Regions from separate parts of the Homo sapiens genome. Here all the other regions are linked to region 1. The links are chromatin contacts, found by Hi-C in ENCODE. All regions are on one chromosome and are shown on one strand. Each heading gives the region's core, a stretch centred on a gene start or an enhancer-like site at or near the end of the contact. The rest is flanking DNA. Distances are from core to core; before and after follow the strand shown.

Region 1 (2,922 bases), core at 196-2,695:
CAGTTTAGGGCTTTCAAGCAAAGATGTCAAAAATAAAGTATATAAGTATAATTACATATAATGGCCAATTAAAAGCCAACCTTTGTGAGAGGTAATATTTACTAAACTTTTTACACATTTGGCCTATTATTTTTAGTACTCTATGGTCAAAGTTTTGTCATTATCAGTTGGGTGGACTCCTAAGGTAACTGGGTAAAATGCCAAAGAGAAACAATACATTTAACCACATAGAGCAATGGAAGATAAAACTCTTCAAAGCCAGATTAACATTAAAAAGAAAAGGAAATCATCACCTTTAGAAAATAACACCAATTTGCAAACTGAATGAGGGAACACAGGGTTTTTACCTATTTAAAATAAATTTATTTTTCCATCCCCACTCAAGATAATGGTATTTATGATTTTTATAGTCAGTTAACAGTGGGGCTCAGAGAACTACTTGGCAAACCTAGGAAGAGCCAAGTTGCAAGTCTGTCACAATCTTCTGTAATCTTGAGGGAGTCTTACTGCTTTCTCTGGGGTTGTTTCCTCATTCTGTAACCAACTTCAGAAACTAATATCCTGACTCCAAACAATATTATGTGCTGTAACTACGGTGCTTAAAAATTACTTACAAAAAACTGACCTCCCTGAAGAGCAGGGTGCCTGAAGAGAAAATAGACAGGAAAATCAGAATTGTAATAATGATGTAATTAACAATTATAGAGAACTTAATATACGCCAGGCACTGTAAACTTCTCATGTACTCGCTCATTTCATCTTCCAAGATGCCTAAGCGGTAGGTTCTGTTAGTAGTTCCATTTTTCAAATTATGAAACTGAAGCTCAATGAGGTTAGTGGCTTGTCCAAGGTAACCCAGCAAGTGGCAGAACTCGGGAACCTAACCGCAGGTGCCAACTTAAATCGTTAGAGAAGTCTGTTTCCCCAGCTTTGCCACTAACTAGCTATATGAGCTTGGGCAAGTCATGCTTCTCCCCTTGGGCCTCAGTTTCTCTAGCTGAAAGTGAAGAAATGTCCTAAAGATTTAGGTCGCTTCCGGGTCCTAAGTGATGGAAGACCACACGTTACGTGGGGGGAGGGGAGGAACTGAGGTTTGGGACCCGGCCGCAACCCAGGATACCGCGTCGGTTCTGCTCCTGCTAGAGCCTCCAGGGCTCCTACCCCACACCCCTTCTAGCATCGCGTTCAGAGTGAGGCGCTCGGTGGTACAGGGACGCGGTACATCCAACAAGCAGTCAATAAAGGTGCACTGATCCGCCCCGCCGCGCGGCAAGCCCGACCGGAGCCCGGAGGAGTTACCCGTCCATTACGTCCAGGTGCAGATAATCGGCCCCAGAGTCTAGCATCCGGAGGCACTCGGCCCCTAAATTGGCCAGGTCGCTGTTGAGGATGGACGGGCCAATCTTGCAGCCCGACGCCATACCGCTGGCTCCCAAAAGCAAGTTACCCACGAGTCCCCGGCAAGGCTAGAGCGTCACCCCGATTGGGCGCGCAGTTTTGGCCCCGCCCCTTCTCCGTACAGGCTTCCGGATTCTACCGGAAGCAGCCACTCTGCGGTGAGGAAGTCCCGCCTCCTCCTGGGGTGGGGCGCTGTCAGCCGTCCGCCTGGGGCGGGGCGGGGCACACGGGCCTCGTACACCTGATTTTGACCTTCCTTCTTGTGCTGTTTGGATCTTAACGTCCTCGCAGTACTCAAGGCGTTTCTTAACCTTTTTTCACTTTGCTTCTCCTGCAGTTCCCTCTCCTCGGCTCTTGACTTAACATCACTTTTTGTTTCTCCACCCTTTGCATATGCCTTTCTTTCCTCTCCAGCGCCTATGCTGGCCCTTTAAAACAACAATTAAAAACCTTTCTTCCTCGTATTTCTCCTAGAGCTCTTCTTTTGAGCTGGAGGAACCCTGGCTCTGCCAGATACTAGCTGGGTGACCTGGCAAATCACTTCTTAACTTCGGTTTTCTCATCTGTAAAGACAGTGCCCAGCTTTAGGGTTGTATTAAATGAGTGAAGCCAGGTAATGCGCCCAGCAGGATGCCTGGTGCTCAGTACAAAATGGTAGTTATTATTATATTACCCTCTTTTTCTGCCTTTGCAGTTCCTCCTTACCTTTTTTGTTTTTCCCTCTGTTGAGGCTCAGAAAATGATAGCCCAAAGTGAAGGCCTCAGACGCAACAGTGTTTCTCTGACTTCCTGCCCTGCTCTCTTCTCAGTCTCATTCTAGGAGGCAGGTCATAGAAACTGGAGCCCATCTTCCCTAAGAAGAGTCATTGAAACCGGAACCCCCTTTCCCTGAAGCCAGACACAAAACCCAAAAGCATTACTCTAACTTTCCTCCACCTTTCTGTGTAAAAACTGGCCATAAATTATTTGACCCATCTCAACTGTAGGTTATAAAACTCCTCTTCTAGAGAAGGTTCTATCCCATATCCAGGAGGAGGGAATGCTGCACAGAGAGGCCAGGAATCTAAACTAGACTGGCCAAGGCCAGGTCAGTCTATTAGCATTAGATCGCCTATTTTGTCCAATCGTATTTCTACATGGCTGTCTATACTTTGTTGAACCTAAGTATAAAAATGGGTAATCACCCCTGTACCTTTGGGTCTTCATTCTGAAGGCTCCTGTGTCAGGTAAAACTATAATCAAATAAGTTTTTATGCCTTTTCTCCTGTTAATCTTCTTTCTGTCAGTGATTTTCAGCAAACCTTTGGAGGGTGAAGGGAAAGTTTTCCCTTGGCCCCTACACCTCTCCAATGCTCATTCACAAATTGTGATAGGTTTGTGTGCTGTTCACACACAGTTCAGAAATGGATGAGTATCCTGATGCTAAATGTGCCTAGGGTCAGGAAAAGAGACAGAAGTAAAACCACTTGGCGGGGATAAATGGACTTAGCAAGAGCAATCCTTAAGGGGTCAGAATAGAGCACT
Region 2 (3,120 bases), core at 234-2,733, 3.7 Mb after region 1:
TGATTTTTTTATGCGATCTTATTTTTTTTTAAATGCTAGTCATGACTAAATTAATTTCACCATTCACGAACCGGCTGAAAAAACTCAGTTTGAAAAAACACTGCCTCCAATTATTATGCAGAGTAAACCATATTTTATAGAAACCAGTTCTTACCCTGAATTCAGCTTATTTCTATCCAAATCACTGGCCACTGCAGTGATACTTTATCAACTCTCTAACGAGTTGCTTTCTTGCCTTCTAGGCTTTAGGTTCAAACGATAGAGAAAAGGTCTTCCACGTATTAAGTGAAAAAAGCAAATAAACACCCCTTATGTAACACACGTATATATGTTTGTGTATTAATTAAAAAGGAAGGAAAGATACCCCCCAAATTGTTAGCAGATTCTCTCGAGGATGAGATCGCTACAGGCTGCCTCCATCGTCCCTCCCCCTCCCCACACGTAGCATATTGCTGTAAAAAAGAAAAACAAAAACAAGCTATTTCCTTTAGGTGGGGGTGGGGTTTTGGTCCCTTGAGAACCAGTATCTTGTTATGCATTTTTTTCACGAGCTACCAAGAATCATCGCGTGAGATAATCGCAGGAGCTGGTAAGGCCCTTCTTAGGAGCAAGTAAAAACGATGGCGTAACACGACCACATTTACACAACTGTTGCACGGCGGTAGTAAAAGAATCATTAACACAAAAATCAAACGTTTTCAAATAAACTATAATCGCCCGAGGCTGGGAAAGGCCTAGGTCTGGGGCCAGCTGGACCCAACGCAGGGCACTGGGGGAAGGGGGTGTGTGGACAGGTGGCTCGGGATCTCGGCCCCACAGGTGCCCAGGGGCAAGACTCCGCGGGTTCCCGGCCCTCAATCCGACCCCGCAGACCGCCCCCTCCCCAAGCCCGGACCCGAGGCCTCGTCCGCCGGCCCCTCTGACCCAGGGCCCCGGACAGAAGCGCAATGCAGCCTGCGCCCCACCTCCTTCCCTCGCCCCGCCACCTCGATCCCGGCCCGGAGCCGCCGACACCTCTCACGCAGCAGGGGCAGAAAGGGACGCGGGGTGGGGGGAAGCCGAGGACCTGCGAGGCGGCCGCGGGAGCCCAGCGAGCGGTCCTGGCGTCCCTCGGGAAGAAGGCGCCCCGGGCGCCCGGCGAGCAGGCCCCGCCCGCGGGCGTCGCCCCGGCCGCGCCCCGCCCCCGCCGCGGCACTCACCTCCGCGGAGGCTGCCCGGATTCCTTCCGGGCCGCGGTGGAGACCGAGGACCGAGCCGGGCGCTCTCCCTTCTTATTCCGGTTCCGCGGCGGCGCCCGAATCCCAGACCGTCCGAGCGCCACGGCCCCGCTGCCCGCGGAGCCAGAAATAGGCGACTTCGGCCCCTGCGGTCCGGAGGCGAGAAGCGGCGCGGGAGCGCGTCTCTCAGGACGCGGGCCCCGAGTCGCGACTCCACTCACGCAGGCATCCAAGGCAACGTGGCGTTGCAACCCTGATGGAGGTTTGACGTCAGGGAAGGTGCGAAAACCAGACCCCTTCTGACGCAGGAGCGGCGGGACCGCCCCCTGCCCGCCCACCCACTCACTCACTCTCCCACCCGGGCGGAGGAGCCCCTTCCTCCCCTCCAGAAGCTCTTAAAGCGGACACTTCCTCCCTGGTCAGGGCCCCACTCCGGAGCTTGGGAAATCTATCGCGTTCCAACAAAAATGACTAGACTCATAAGCACAGTTGGGACGCGAAGTAGAGACCAAGGTTTTAGCGTTTGAGGGTCCAAATAAAAACTGCTTGCCAATTCAAAGCAACGTATGAATGTAGAAAAGAAAACGGGGCTAAGAGAGCTAGTCGTTTCCGTTTCCATGCCTATTTCATAGTGAGGTGCATCTCACAAAAGCTGCTGTTCAATGAGCGCTTGCTCTGTGCTAGGCACCGTTTAAGGTTTCTATACATTATTGCATTTCATTTCAGAGTAACTCTGAATGAATCCTATTATTGTCCCCCTTTGACAAATTGAGAAAACTGAGGCTTAAGGAAGTTAGGTATTCAAAGATCTATCCTGCACATTAAAGGGTTACAAATATTAACAAACAACATTAGGTCATGCAATTATATTCACTGCGCTACCCCATTACGAATATAGTTGTGAGCAAAAACAGTTTAAGTGTAACGGAGATCACAAACCTAAATGAATCACACTACTGAATATGAAATTATAATCTGCGATAAGAAGGTTCTGAAACACCTAAACCAATTTTACTAAAATGGAGAGAGGCCCTGTTGCAAAGCTTATGTCTAATGTAAAAATAATCTTAAAATGAGCTACTTTGCTCTTTGGCTGTAGCTGTAATTGTCGTTACCCTTTTTAGTAAGCTTGTGATTTTGTCCCTTTAAAGAACAACAACAAAAAAACTTGCCTATTGCTTTTGCGTCCATTGTTTTTATTCTTTCTGTATTTCTCAGCTCCTTCTTCCCCCACTACATCTTTCTCTCACTTTAAAGTTGGGCTCCTGCAACTGTTCGATTTATAACCTCCCTTAGATTTAACATACCAAAAAGTACGGATTTCTTTTAAGGCAAGTTTTTTCCACATCCCAACTTTGGAATTATAGAAAATCCACTATACATTGATCGAAGCACCATGACATTATGTATTTCACAGATGCTAAGCCATGTTTTTCCCCACATTTTAACATCTGTGAAATCAAGATGCATCTTATAAACTCTCGTTGACCGGGTGGCAGTACAGACCTGGTTGTCATTACCTCCACGTATTACAACGTGGATGTTGCTGTGCAGGTTGTCCTCATTTCAACTGAGATAAGTGCATTGTTTAATAAAACCCATAACCCTAGGAGGAAGGGAATTAACAGACAAAAGTCACTCAAACTTGGAGAGAGATTTTCCTAGGGAAAGAGGGAAGATTTGCCTGGAGAAGATTTTCCTAGGACCAAAAAGAGATTTCCCCAGCATTTAGAAAAGAAAGAGATGGGACTGGCTAAGAACTAGTAGTCTTCTGGGAGCCCTGAGTTACTTACCAAGTACATTCATTCTTGATGGATTTTGGGAACCCATATATGAACAGTTAAATACTAAGCCTACTTGCACCCCCCAAAAATGAAATAACTTCGATATTATTCTTGATAGC
Region 3 (2,856 bases), core at 273-2,772, 3.9 Mb after region 1:
AAGATAAGGTTCAGCTAGAAACTAATAAATATCCGATATATGCATTACATGAACTCACTTTTAAATCAGGACAATTTCTAAATTTGGAAGTTATTTCTAAATGTTGTGTAATAAATTTTACAAAGAAATTAAATATTCTACTGATTCAGGGCACTAATATAACAAATTCATTCCTGCCAGGTTAGTCAACATGTGTTAGAAAAATAACTTTTAATACAAGATTTAAATCATCATCCCCAGTAGAACATACAAAGATAGTCGGTTCTTTTTCTATTATTTTTCTCTTTCTTCACAAAAATAGAAAAATGTCTCTGCAATTTATCCTCCAATAAGCGTTCTATTGGAATCGATGTAAATGGGTACCCTTTGTCCCTCTCACCTCTGTGCTAACAGCATTGTTTAACTCTGATCCCATTTATCTAGTAAGCTTTGCTCATTTAAAAAAGTAAATTCATGACATCCACTGCAATATACAAAAAGTCTATCATACAGGCTGGCAGCACATTGGAAGTTCTGAACTAACATAACTAACAAAAATAGCCACATTTCTCAATTCTGTGACACAAAAAGCAGATAGCAACATGTGTAATGCACCAAAGATCTAGCTAGAGTTTAAAGAATCTAAATAAATAAAAAAATTAAATGCCCGGATATAATTCTTAATAAGCTATTTTACCTCAAGAAAAATCTAAGGCTGTCTTTAAAATCTCTTTCCAGTTTTACTGTATCCTTTCTGTATGGGCAGCATAACAGAATTTCCAGAAACAGGGGCCGTTTTTAAATCCCCAGTGATAGCTGCCTTTATCTGCACTGTGGAAAATGACACACTGTATCATGCCTTTCTGGACAGTCCATAGGTTTTATTTACATTGCTTTGAGAAACAGACGAAAGACATGTTTTTTTACAATTGTCTTACAGCAATCTGTTCTGAGAGTAACATGTAACACAAATTTTTATATGCAATATATGAAAACATAAATATTTATATATACAATAACATAACCAGACAAATAAATGAAGTTACTATTAAGTCTCTTTAAGTATAAATTTACAAACTGACCACCAGCCACAGAACTTAGCCCTGTAATGGAGAAAAATTATTACTGGCTTAAAAAAATATTAAAATATCACTGTCACTAACATGAAAAAAATTAAAAACAGAAAATAAAAAACAATAACCACCGGAAAACCTGTGTCTTGTAAAGATTTCTTTCCATCAGAAGATGCAGAAACATTTTTCCCCCTGGAGCAAATGAAAACGTTTCTCATGCACCCCCCGTTTCTTCCCTGCTTTCTCCCCCAGGCGCGGGTGTAGACGGCCGGTGTGGACTTTTTTCCAGAGATGAGAAGTAAAAATTTGTACTTTATCGGGAGCGGGTGCACTTTTCCCCCTGGCCCCCCTTTGCTCTGCCTCCAAGATGGTAGGAAAGTTGTCGTTTCGGAGGGCAGAGGAGCAGCTCTCTGGTGTTATGTCCTCGCAGTGCCTGTAGTGGTGCTGTAGGAGGCTGCTGCCTCTTCTTGTACAGCCCCGGCAGCCCTGCCTTCTTGGCTGGAGAGTATATTCAGGGATTTCCCCTTAATAATCACCGACCCTGGGAGCACTTTTTAGTTTCCAAAATAAAAATATGATCCTCACCCCTCTTGCTTGACAGGGAAAGGCTCTCGCCGGAGCCCAGGGGGGAGCAGTAGCAGCGGCAGCCGAGCTTCCTAGTCCATTGCCAGCGCCTCTCACTCTGATCTGTCAGCCCAGCCGAGGGAACAGGGGGGAAGGAGAAAAAAAAAAGCAGCTGAAAGGTAAGCAGAGGCGGCCCCAGGCCCGGCCCACATCCCCGGGCTCCCGTAGGGCGGCGGGCTGGGCCGCGCAGGCTGGGCGGGCGGCGAGCGCGCTTACGTGAGGCCGGGGATTCGCCGGCCCACGCCAGGCCCCGGGCGGAGAATGAAAGGGTGAGTGGGGCCGGCGCCCGGGTGGTGGAGGCCGGGGGCCTGAGGGCCTCCGGGGCGCCCGCGGGCGGCGACGGCGGGCGGGCAGGGGTCCAGCCGGAGCCGGAGTGGGGCGAGCGGAGCGGCCTGCGCGGGCCAGGTGGGGGTGTGCGGCGGGAGGGGGGGGCGCCGGTAGGCCTCGGGCCGGTAGGCCCCACGGCAGCCGCGCCCTGCCCCCGCACCCCGGGCCTCCGCGCGCCCCCTCGAGTCCCCCGGGGTCTCCGGGTGGGACGGCGGCGCTGCTGGGCCGAATCCCGCGCCGGCCCGGAGGCTTTCCCGCGGGGCGGCAGGCCCGGGCTGCCGGGACAGGGGCGTCAGGGCCTAGGAGTGGGGAGTGGGGAATGGGCGCCCGGCTCCCCTTCCCCCGGGTCTCTCGCAGACGGCCCCCAGATTCCGGTAAGAGTTGAATTTATTTATCCCCCTCCTCCGCGCTCCGGACGGCCAGGCCGGGGCGGGGCGGGGCGGGCGGCCTGGCGGGCGTGGGGTCGGGTGGAGGGGCGGTGAGGAGTCAGGTGCAGCCGCGGCCCAGAAAGTTTCCTTTTAGGCCCGAACTGGGGGCCGCTGTCTCTCCGGGGAGCCCTGGTCCTAGCGCCCGGGACCCCCCAGGGCGTGGGGGAGCGCACTCGGCTATTTTGAAACTCTTTGCCAGTTCCTGTCCATTGAAGAAGGTACTCCGCCCCTGCACCCCTCGCCCGCGCCCCACCCAACTCCCCGCGAGCCCATTCGGGGCTGCTAACTCCAGCCCCTTCCCCCTAGAGCCCCCCAGGTTGGGGAGAGGGCCTTCTCTTCCGGTTTGGAAAAGTTTGCAAGGGGCTTTTCTTAGCTTTATTAGTTAGTGACTGGGTTTTTGGGGTGGGAAGGAGGAGGTAAACTCA

The links. A loop is a pair of places that touch in the nucleus more often than their neighbours do. Pooled maps may share reads with other maps.
Region 2: a pooled map shows a loop between it and region 1 (4-fold over the local background). The contact joins the promoter of ZDBF2 here to the promoter of RPE in region 1. A Hi-C loop is called at or near these places in 4 of 50 pooled maps.
Region 3: a loop to region 1 is called in a pooled map, with 11 times the contacts of the local background. The contact joins the promoter of INO80D here to the promoter of RPE in region 1. A Hi-C loop is called at or near these places in 8 of 50 pooled maps.

What each region holds. Positions count from the first base shown.
Region 1 is chr2:210,001,161-210,004,082 of GRCh38, reverse strand. It overlaps RPE (ribulose-5-phosphate-3-epimerase), which reads right to left and starts at 1,445. Exons shown (of 6, transcript NM_199229.3): 1 at 1,300-1,445. The coding sequence starts at 1,421. RefSeq lists enhancers at 1,177-1,346, 1,387-1,436.
Region 2 is chr2:206,273,026-206,276,145 of GRCh38, reverse strand. It overlaps ZDBF2 (zinc finger DBF-type containing 2), which reads right to left and starts at 1,483. Exons shown (of 5, transcript NM_020923.3): 1 at 1,200-1,483. RefSeq lists an enhancer at 626-1,125 and silencers at 789-1,248, 1,529-1,588.
Region 3 is chr2:206,084,840-206,087,695 of GRCh38, reverse strand. It overlaps INO80D (INO80 complex subunit D), which reads left to right and starts at 1,522. Exons shown (of 11, transcript NM_017759.5): 1 at 1,522-1,795. INO80D-AS1 (INO80D antisense RNA 1) reads right to left here. Exons shown (of 2, transcript NR_186084.1): 2 at 192-1,739. RefSeq lists enhancers at 1,266-1,375, 1,386-1,435, 940-1,759, 1,486-1,775 and silencers at 1,826-2,035, 2,116-2,285, 2,306-2,505, 2,546-2,595, 2,497-2,791.